Regions from separate parts of the Homo sapiens genome. Here region 2 is linked to region 1. A link is a loop called in an ENCODE intact Hi-C map of the cell type or tissue named here. Cell type or tissue: PC-9. All regions are shown on one strand. Each heading gives the region's core, and the rest is flanking DNA. Links, peaks and the distances in the headings are about the cores only. Region 1 overlaps LOC105376214 (a long non-coding RNA gene). Region 2 overlaps LOC105376208 (a long non-coding RNA gene).

Evidence for each region. Hi-C counts contacts between places; a loop is a spot of excess contacts. Peaks named below come from ENCODE experiments on the same cell type or tissue, not always from the same donor. Only the 100,000 strongest peaks of a DNase experiment are listed, where the experiment ranks them.
Region 2: it touches region 1 in a loop (5-fold over the local background); 16 of 110 quality-filtered maps call a loop at or near these places.

Annotation. Positions count from the first base shown.
Region 1 is chr9:108,047,111-108,052,500 of GRCh38, forward strand. It overlaps LOC105376214 (a long non-coding RNA gene), which reads right to left. Exons shown (of 6, transcript XR_007061722.1): 6 at 1-2,767. Among named protein-coding and RNA genes, the nearest start is that of KLF4, 560 kb to the left of the region's middle. RefSeq lists an enhancer at 5,271-5,390. In PC-9, for the core only: no CTCF peak of the experiment used is centred there; a DNase peak (open chromatin) is centred at 2,241; H3K4me3 peaks cover 356 bases; H3K27ac peaks cover 2,755 bases.
Region 2 is chr9:107,752,548-107,757,937 of GRCh38, forward strand. It overlaps LOC105376208 (a long non-coding RNA gene), which reads left to right. Exons shown (of 7, transcript XR_930229.2): 2 at 1-4. Among named protein-coding and RNA genes, the nearest start is that of KLF4, 270 kb to the left of the region's middle. RefSeq lists enhancers at 2,383-3,582, 2,721-3,015. In PC-9, for the core only: no CTCF peak of the experiment used is centred there; a DNase peak (open chromatin) is centred at 2,904; H3K4me3 peaks cover 539 bases; H3K27ac peaks cover 3,962 bases.

The DNA of each region.
Region 1 (5,390 bases), core at 310-5,309:
AAAGATGCTTACTATTCCTTAAAGATTTTTCTTCTTCTTTTAAAAAATAAACTTAAGAACATAGTGAATCCACAACATGGAGTTTCACTATTAAAGTCAGCATTTCAAATTTTCCTTTTGCTTCCTTTGGAATGGAACACACCAAAAACATGAAAAGACTTTATAAACTGCATAACATCTTCTGCTCTTTCCCAGGTCTTCGGGATATAATTCAATTTCATGATGCAATTAAGAAAGAAGTCTAAACCAAAGGACACTTACCGCACTGCAGCAACATGTGGCTATTTATCTAGCGTGATTTCACAGAGAATTTTTAGGTCATCCAGGGTTTCTGTGCCTGTAGTTTTTCATCTCTCAAAATGGGATTCCTGACTCATAGTGTGGGGCGAGGCTGAAAATGCATGGTATATATGGAAATGCTTTCTAACTGGAAGGTGACTAAGGACACAGGTACTGTGGTGTGGTCCTCAGAGCAAATCCTTTGTGCTTCTTTCTTTTTTATTATACTTTAAGTTCTGGGGTACATGTGCAGAACGTCCAGTTTTTGTTACATAGGTATGCATGTATAGGTATGCGTGTGTCATGGTGGTTTGCTGTAACCATCAACCTGTCATCTACATTAGGTATTTCTCTTAATGCTATCCCTCCCCTAGCCCCCCACCCCCTGACAGGCCCCAGTGTGTGATGTTCCACTCCCTGTGTCCATGTGTTCTCATTGTTCAACTCCCACTTATGAGTGAGAATATGCAGTGTTTGTTTGGTTTTCTGTCCTTGTGTTAGTTTAGTGAGAATGATGGTTTCCAGCTTCATCCATGTCCCTGCAAAGGACATGAACTCATTATTTTTTATGGCTGCATAGTATTCCATGGTGTATATGTGCCACACTTTCTTTATCCAGTCTATCATTGATGGGCATTTGGGTTGGTTCCAAGTCTTTGCTATTGTGAATAGTGCTGCAATAAACATACGTGTGTATGTGTCTTTATAGTAGGATGATTTATGATCCTTTGGGTATATACCCAGTAATGGGATTGCTGGGTCAAATGGTATTTCTAGTTCTAGATCCTTGAGGAATCACCACACTGTCTTCCACAATGGTTGAACTAATTTACACTCCCACCTTTTGGGTCCCTGGTGGTTGAAACACCTTGTAAGCATCCTCCTCTTTCCTGCTTAACGAATCAGCCTCAGGTGTCAGGAAGCTTATGATTTCTTTTTCTGCCCTGATCTCTGCCCCTCTGAAATTGCAGCATTTTCATGATCTTCTTCCTTTCACAACTGCCATCTTCTTGTTCTGATACCAAGAGGCTGCTCATAGAAATTTTGAAAGTCAAAATTCTCAGTTACATATTCCTGCTGCTTTGTAAACTTAACAACTGACTGATGGCATCCCATAGGAAAGACTGCTCTTGCAAGCAACTGGCTCAACAACCTCCTCTCATCATTTTTCTCTTGCTTTCTGTGAAGACCTAGGGAGTTTGAATGAATCCCTTGTTTAGGGCTTGGGGAGGACAGCCCAGCTGGAGGGCCCACAGGGCTCAAAACCCAGCAGATTCATCAAGCCAGGCTCCCTAGAGGCAAGCCTAGGTCCAAATACCTGGTTGTCTATGTTGTACTCTCTTGTTTTTCCAAATGCTGCTCTATGTCTAACTTTATTTTCAGAACATTGTGAGATAGGAATAATTTCCTGTTTTTCCAAATTAGAAACTCAAGGCTCAGAGAGGTTCAGTAACCTCTCTGAAATCACACAGGTAAGTGACAGAGCTGAAATTCAAGTGCAAATCTGCCTGACACCTAACCCCACATTCTTTTCCCCAATAACAAAGGACCTTCAGACAGTGAGGACAGTGAGAATTAAGATAAATTTACAGGCTGAATCCCAAAAATATTTTGCTTTGATAGTAAATAAATTTTCCAAATGAAAACAAAGTATTAATGAATAATAATATCTAAAACAAAGTATTAATGAATAATAATATCTTAAAGAATTTTGAATGCTGGGAATGTTGGTGATAGCGTTAACAAAAATCAGCAGTTGCATCAGCTGGGCAGTTTTCCTCCAGAATATTATAGTCTCAAACAGCCAGAGGTTATTTCTGATTACATCAGCAGCCAGGCAGATCCAGTTTAGGAATCTCGAAACCACATATGTGACTCACACGTCATTGTTATAACAGTAGGAAACACATTAACTCTGCTTTAACAAGCGTTCATTGAAAAGTCGGGTTTCCAGAAACCAGTTTCTTGGTGTACTTGGAGCACATAATCTAAGCCTTTTTCCTGATGACAGTGTCCTTGCGTGAGGCTGTACATTATGGGACCTGACAGCTTAACAAGACAATATCTGCTTTTACAAACTCCGTGTCCTAGCACATTCCATTGAAGTTATAGCAGGTGACTAATGAGTATTTCACCACCATGATATTTTGAGTTGCAAGCTATAGGGACTATCATTTGACTGAACAATACCTTAAAAATGTTTGCAAACATTGTAATAACAAAATATTTCTGTTGAAGTCATAGAAAAGAGTTCCTTCGGTCTAGCTCAGAACTGTCAATAATGCTGGTCTGTTACAGACATTTTTGAATGATGGAAGATGGCACTTACGGTTTTCCAAATACATGAAGTTGATTCTTTTTTTAAGCTGTATATGCTTAAAATGAGAATTTTTTCATAGTTGGATGACCAATGTGGGGGTCTCAAATACTTATCCTCTGGTGTTGGCGTGGAAGTTGAAGACCCAAAGCATAGTCTAGAAAATGGAAACTGCAGGGGTCAGAAATTATTACACTTAGATTCAGCCAAACTTGGTTTCCATGTCACATCCTACTTCTCTCCTGGCTACTTGATCTAGGAAAAGTCACTGACCTTCTCTGTACCTTAGCTTTCATGGGAAAATAATGATACTTTACAGGAGAATGTGTGAGGATTAAAATAAGGTGATAGGTAGAAGGTTCCCAGTACATAGTAAGTGCTCGAAAATATAGTCTCATTCATTCGTTTGTCTCCATGGGAGCAGTGGACAACCAGATAGATAAACAGAGAAACAAGTTCTGAAGGCAAGAGACGAGGGCTGATAGAGAATGTGGAAGAGGAAATTTGGTAGAACCTGAGTTACTGAAGGGGAAAGAGGAAGGACCCAGGAGCCCAGTCTTACTGAATGCCTACCACTGTGTGCCAGAGATTAGAAGGGGTGTCAGAGGAAACAGGATAAACTCTTTTAAACAGACATGAGAGTCCAACTTGTGTGGGCTGGTTTGACTTAAGAGTGATGTTCCCTGGGGTTTTCTCTTGCCTGCCTTTTTAGGTGTTACAGGGAGAAGGTGAAAGGAACATATGCTTTTGTTTACTCCAGGGAGGAAAAAAAGCGAGAGAAAATAAACAGGACCTAATGCTGGGCCATTAAAACTTGGATAAAATTGAAATGGCAATGTCTTGAGATTTCCTTGCCATGTTATAGGTTCCTGGGCATAAAATGATGGAGCACCAGGGGTCTTGTAGTTATTAGTAGAAAATTAAATGCAAGCACACCCACAAAGATAAAGACCTGATTTGATAGTCCTATAGATTTTGGATTGTTTACTGTAAAGGGAAGTAAGAGCAGCTTTATTTGGGTTTGGATTTGTGTTTGCAGAGGAGTTTTATGTGGGTGATTTTGCATATAATATCTACCTTCCAAGAGATGCCATCATCTGCAGAACGGAGAGACGTGCTCCAGACTTGCTTATAAAAATCTTTATCATCTTTTGGGAGGTGATTGATTTGACTAGTCTTGATGGGCAGCTGGATAGAAAATTCTAGTGGAGGGGATGTGACCAAGCTCATATGCCGACAGAGGCGCAGCAAACAAGACTTTGCAGCAGCCACTATAAAGTGGCTTCAAGAATTTACTTGAACAGTGTCCATCGAAATGTGAATGTATACCAAACAGCCAGTGTGGACTTAGACTGGAGGACTTAGACTGGATTATGCACTGGGGTGTGGCATGAGGCAGAACCTTCCCAGTCCCACCCTACCCCAGAGTTTATTAAAAGATTGTTGACTGTTTCTTACTATACAGATACCAAGTAAGTTATGTTAGAAGTACATCACGTCTGGGCCAATAAAACCCATTGTTTGGGGATGACACAAGTGAATGAGTGGACATGTTGATGCTCTGGCCAGATCCTCTCAGATCCCTTTTACATTTCTGTGTATCCCTTCCCTGGCTTCTGGGTGCCTTTGTATCTAACAGGCAGTGCCCTTGGACTACTAGAGCCACTTTGCCCAGGAGCTCAGAGAGCTGGAAGCACCCGAGTTTGCAACCTGCTGGAGTGGCCCATGCCAGTGATGGACTGTAATAAAGAATATGAACCCTTAGCCACCTTGCCTCGAGTCTGAATGAACTCTAAGGTGTAATTTCCTCTCTATAGACTCCCTGTGGGATCAGACTGAGGCTGCACACTGACTGACTGAGATTGTACCTTGCTTGATGTCTTCCCCTTTCCTTTCCTGCTTCCTGAGCTCCTCTGCTAGGCCGTCCTGGGAACTCTCCCCTAATAAATCACTTGCACTTGAATTATCATCTCGAGGGCTTCTCAGGAAACTGACCAAAGGCAGTGCATTAATCCAAATGCTTCATATTGAAATGGGGTGTGTGTGTGTGTGCGCGCGTGTGTGCAACTTCATTATTCTGAGCCTCCTTCCATGGCATGAAGGGGGCTTGTTGGATAAGGAGACCTTAGTTCCCTCTGAAGGGATAAAGTTGATTCTTTCCATCCCCATGAGGGGAGCAAAGCAGGGATCCCTAGGATGGGTTGCAGCCTGTCAATGTTAAGACCATCCACAGCCCTGCTAGGTGCCATGAAGAAGATGGTGCTCTTTTAACTCAACTCATCATGAATCAAGGGAGAGGGAGAGAGTGTGGGAGCCGGCAGCCTGCTGTTGCTTAGGGTTGGGGAATGCAAAGTGTCCTGCGACCTCTATAGCAGCTACTGTTTCAAGCCTTGGCAGCTGGAGGTGGTTATTACAAGTGGCCACCTTCACGAATGTGGAGAATACACACATTTTCCCTGAGAATTCCTAGGAAATAATGGGGACATGACATTCTGCTATTTTTCAAGAGATGGCTATCAATTCAATATTCATTTAGACCACATTACCACACATTTCTAATAACCCAAAAAAATAAATAAATAGATGCAGGCTTATTATTAGGCTGGGCTGCCTCCAGGGATTGGAGACTCGCCATCAGTGGAAACATCCAAAGAGGGATGGGATGGGAGGGGCTCTTGTGAGGCACCTTGTAGCTGGGATTCCAACATCAACTGAGTGAGAGGGAATAACCTAGGTGATCCTTTCAACTCCCAGGAATCAGCAATTCCATAACTAAGGAGAGCATGAGCATGGC
Region 2 (5,390 bases), core at 76-5,075, 290 kb before region 1:
CTTGGTAAGTCTGTTTAGATTGCAATATTTTATTAAAATTATATACACATAGAAAAGGGCACCTAGAAGTATACAGGTTGATAAATGTTCACAACCTGAATAGAGCCTATAATTAACACCCAAATCAAAAAGCAGAACATTCCCTCTGGTCACCTGTCTCCAAGATGACTGCCATCAGTTCATTTCCTCCAAGTATATTAATGTCCTTTTCCTGGAGAAGTGGAATTCTTCCTCTTTTCCCCTTGAATTTGGACTGGCTTTAATGACTTCTTTGACCATAGAATGAAGCGGAAATGTTGCTAGGGCTAGATCATAAAAAACCTTGCAGCTTCTCCCTGGGTCTCTTGGAAACCCTCTCCAGGAGCTCTGAAATACTACATAAGAGGTCCAGCTACTCTGAGACTGCCATGTTGGAGAGGCCACATATAGGCACTCCTGTTGACAGTTCCAGTGGAACCCAGACTTCTGGTGATCCCTGACAAAGCAGGAAATTTGTTAGGAGAGTTTTCTTGGACCCTGCAAAGCAGCCCATTTGCCAGCTAAAGACCACTGAGTGACCCCTGTCAAAACCACATGGAGCAAAAGAATCACCCACCTGAGCCCTGACCAAACTTCTGACCCACAAAATCATGAGATATAATGAAATGATTGTTGTTTTAAGCCCCTAAGTTTTGGGGGTAATTTATTAGGCAGTGATAAGAAAAGTAAATATAATCCACCAGCGCAGAAGCCCCCAGTTGACCCTTTCCAGTTATTATGCTCCCTTCAATGGTAACCATGTGTCAACTTCCTCTACCATAGATTGGTTCTGCCTGTTTTTATGGCTTCTATCAATGGAATCATACAATATCTTCTTTTTTTGTGAGCCTGGCTTCTTTGGCTCAATATTATTTTATAAAATTCTTCCCTAATGTTGCATGTAGCTGCAGATTCTCATTCTCATCATTGTAGTCCAATGTGTGACTATATTAATTTATCCATTCTATTATTGATAGACATTTGAGTTGTTTCCAGCTTTTGGCTATTATGAATAACATCGCTATGAACATTTCAGTGTGTGTGCATTTCTGTTTGATATATACATGTGTCTCCATATATATACATGGAGAGAGAGAGATGGGGGTGTGTGTGTGTGTAGATATGTATATAGCTGTGTGTCCACCTATATACATACCTATATCCATCTATATCTGTATCTATATCTATATCTATATCTATATCTATATCTATATATACACACACACACCCCACAGTGTTATAGGTCTCATATATATTAGGTTGGTGTAAAAGTAATTGTGGTTTTTGCCATGACTTTTTTCTCTCTCTCTCTGTCTGTGTATATATATATATATATACATATATATATATACACACACACACACATACACACACACACATACACATTACTTACAAGGTTTTAAACACTTTATTCCCCAGCAATTCCTCTCCTGGGGGTGGTGTGTATGTGTGTGTATATAGGTGTATGATATAGTTTGGCTGTGTTCCCACCCAAATCTCATCTTGAATTATATTTCCCATCATCCCCATGTGTCATGGGAGGGACCTAGTGGGAGGTAATTGAATTATGAGAGTAGTTACCCCCATGCTGCTGTTCTTGTGATAGTGAGTTAGTTCTCATGAGATCTGATGATTTTATAAGGGCCTTTTCCGCCTTTTGCTTGGCACTTCTCCTTGCTGCCACCATGTGAAGAAGGACATGTTTGCTTCCCCTTCCATCATGATTGTAAGTTTCCTGAGGCTTCCCCAGCCATGCTGAACTGTGAGTCAATTAAACCTCTTTCCTTTATAAATTACCCCGTCTCAGGTATGTCTTTATTAGCAGCAGGAGAACAGACTAATACTATGTATATAGGTATGCATATAGGTGTGTGTCCAACTATATACATACCTATGTACACCTATATATATATATACACACACACACCTCCCCAGTCTTATAGGTCTCATATACATATACACACACACATATATATAGGTCTTCTAGGGTATGTGTACACACACACACACACACACACATTACTTACAAAGTTATAAGTACTTTATTCCCTAGCAATTCCTCTCCTACGGTGTGTGTGTGTATATATACACAGGTTTTCAAAATTGTTGTACTTGGTTTATATGCTTCTCAACCGTGTTTGATGGTTGCTCCATATTCTCCTTAGAACTAGCTGTTTTCTGTCTTTTTCTTTTGTTTTCTTTTCTTTTTCTTTTTTTTGAGACGGAGTTTCACTCTTGTTGCCCAGGCTGGAGTGCAATGGCATGATCTCAGCTCACTGCAACCTTTCCCTCCCAGGTTCTAGCAGTTCCCCTGCCTCAGCCTCCCCAGTAGCTGGGATTACAGGCATGCGCCACCACACCCGGCTAATTTTGTATTTTTAGTAGAGACGGGGTTTCTCCATGTTGGTCAGGCTGGTCTCAAACTCCTGACCTCAGGTGATCTGTCTGCCTCGGCCTCCCAAAGTGCTGGGATTGCAGGCGTGAGCCACTGTGCCCAAACTGTCTTTTTCATTTTGCGTTTGAGGATCTTGTACAATTAGCTAGCACACAACAAATAACAGGGCTGTCCACCTGCCAACATGGCATCTGAGACATGCAAGCTAAATGCAGAAAAATTGAGTTCCCTTGACACAGATGGGCTCCTTCCATGAAAGGGAAAGAATATTATAATTATTTGTTCATATCCAAGAAGAAGGTAGCTGGGTTCAGCTTTCACTGCCTTATTCTTCTGGAGAGTTTCTGTTTTGTAAGTCAGGCTCACTGAAGATGTGATAGAGGAAGTGATTGAGATTCTGATTATTTTCTTCATTCTTGGGCCCTGAGTCATCTCCAGGCCATGGGGCATTTGGGAAAAGGTGAGGCGGAACATGGCAGTTGGGTTTATTTTAGGGCAATCAGATGGCTGGGTCATAAAAACCTGTTCAGGGGACTTGAAAATTCACTCTGCCGCATGCTCCATGACTCATACATTTTTGCTTCCTAATTGATGTGACAAGACATCCGGGCACACTAAACTCAATATTACAAGGAAAAAAACAAGAGCGTGACTGATTTGGGTAGATGTATTGAGCTTATGGCAGCTGAAAAAAGTACTGTCCTCGTGTGACTAAATTTTCTTAAATCCAGTCGAATCACAGATTTTGAAAAATGGCAGAAACTTGGCATGATGGTTAGTTTTTTGTGTCAGCTCAGTTATTTAAGCAAACACTAATCTAGACGTTGCTGTGAAGGTATTTTGAAGAGGTAAAGGAAATCACTTGTCCTTAAGTAAAGGAAAGAACTGGGCCTCATTTAATCAGTTGAAGGCGTTAAGAGCAAAACTTGAATTTTCCTGGAGAAGACAAAATTCTGACTCAAGACTGCAGCATCAATTCTTGGCTGAGTTTCCAGTCTGCCAGCCTAGCCTATGGATTTCAGACCTGCTAGCCTCACAATTCAATGAGGCAAATGAGATATGTACGTGTGTATACACATACAAATACACACATACATGCATATATACATATATGTATATATACATGTGTGTATATACATACACACATAGATGGAGGAGTGGATAGATAGATTAATAGATAAATAGATGGATAGTTAGATACTATTGGTCTTCTTTCTCTGGAGAACCTTGACTGATATATATGATATAAATGAAATGAAACAATCCAGAAAAAATTTTCAGATTTTGATCAAAGGACAGGCCATCCTGTTGCTATGATGTGCTTGGAATGGGCGCCTGAGGGTAGGTATGATTATCAAGCACCTTCCCTGCTTAGCCTGACTCAATTGTAGAAAAATGAAGCTGAAAAACACACTATGGCTACTCATGAAAAGTTCTGGATGGTAAGTTGAGATTTCTGTTGAATCCTATGGCCAAATTCTAGATCATGTTTAGCCCTATCTGGTTCTATAGAAATCCTTCTTTCATGATTGACTGGCTACAGGTGAAAACAACACTCTTTGATGTAATTAGGAATTAACCTGGAGGAGTCCTCCATGAATACCTGTTCTTTCCAAACCCATTCTGTCTGAACACATCAATATTCTCACCAACTTAGACTGAGCACGGACCAGCACAAGACTTACACTCAGGGAAATCTGTTTTGTCTTTTCATAAATAAAGTCAATTAAGTAATTCTTAAAAACAATTTTTTTTTTTTGAGACAAAGTCTGACTCTGTAGCCCAGGCTGGAGTGCAGTGGCACAATCTCAGCTCACTGCACCTCTGCCTCCCGGGTTCAAGTGATTCTCCTGCCTCAGACTCCCAAGTAGCTGGGATTACAGGTGTGTGCTGCCACACCCAGCTAATTTTTGTATTTATAGTAGAGATGGAGTTTCACCATGTTGGCCAGGCTGGTCTGGAACTCCAGGCCTCAAGTGATACACCTGCCTCGGCCTCCCAAAGTGCTGGGATTAGAGGTGTAAGCCAATGTGCCTGGCCAAAAACAACTTTTATATTATTGAGTTGAAAAATAATCTTATATCTGAATAGTTAACTGATTTATCATTAGGGCCCCCATATGTGGATTTCTGTGTGATGGCAAAACAAAGACAAACTAACCCACTTTGAATGTTTTTCCACTAGACCTTGCTATCTCAGGATTCTAATAACTCTCTGTACAACCTTGGATGGGTCACTTAGCCCTTCGACACTTAAGTTTAATTTAAAACTTAAGTCTCTGCCAGAGCAGAAAGGAGCTTAACAGGTCACCTAATTTTGACATTCACAGAATGAAATAAGTGTCTCACAGCAGATTTCCTCATAGAAATAGAAAGCATCAACATTTTTAAGAGATCCACCCATAGGCCAGTCCCTGTTTTCACAGATGCTATGTCTTATGTCATGGACTCCAATGCTTCTAGCTCTCTGTAGAAAAATTGACAACCGTCATCTGCAATTTTGATACTGAACTCTGGGTAAGCCCAGTTTTGCCCATTGTTTGCCTTCCTTGGAGAGATTTTATACACAAATCAATATTGAAGGACTTTAAACATCCTGTAATGTGCATATGTATCCACATGTACCCACGTAAGTAAGACACATCTGTAGAAATCAGGAGGACCCTCTTGCTACAGAACCAAGACCAAGGGCCCTTTTTAGAGAGACTTGGGAGGCTGTCTACTTCAAAAGCATTATCACTAGTCCCATGGCTCCAGGTGCTCCCCTGTTAATACATTCTTCTCCTGCAGCCAGGGTGAGATTCTAATATTCCATAGCATCACGTCCCTCCTGCAGAACCTACAAAGGCTCCCATTTCCCACTAAATAAAACCCAAACTCCCTAGTCAGACATACATGGTGCCCCGTAATGTAGCCCTGCTCCTCTTGCCCTCTGTACCCTCACCATCCCCATCTCATCCGCAACTTCCCAGGAACAC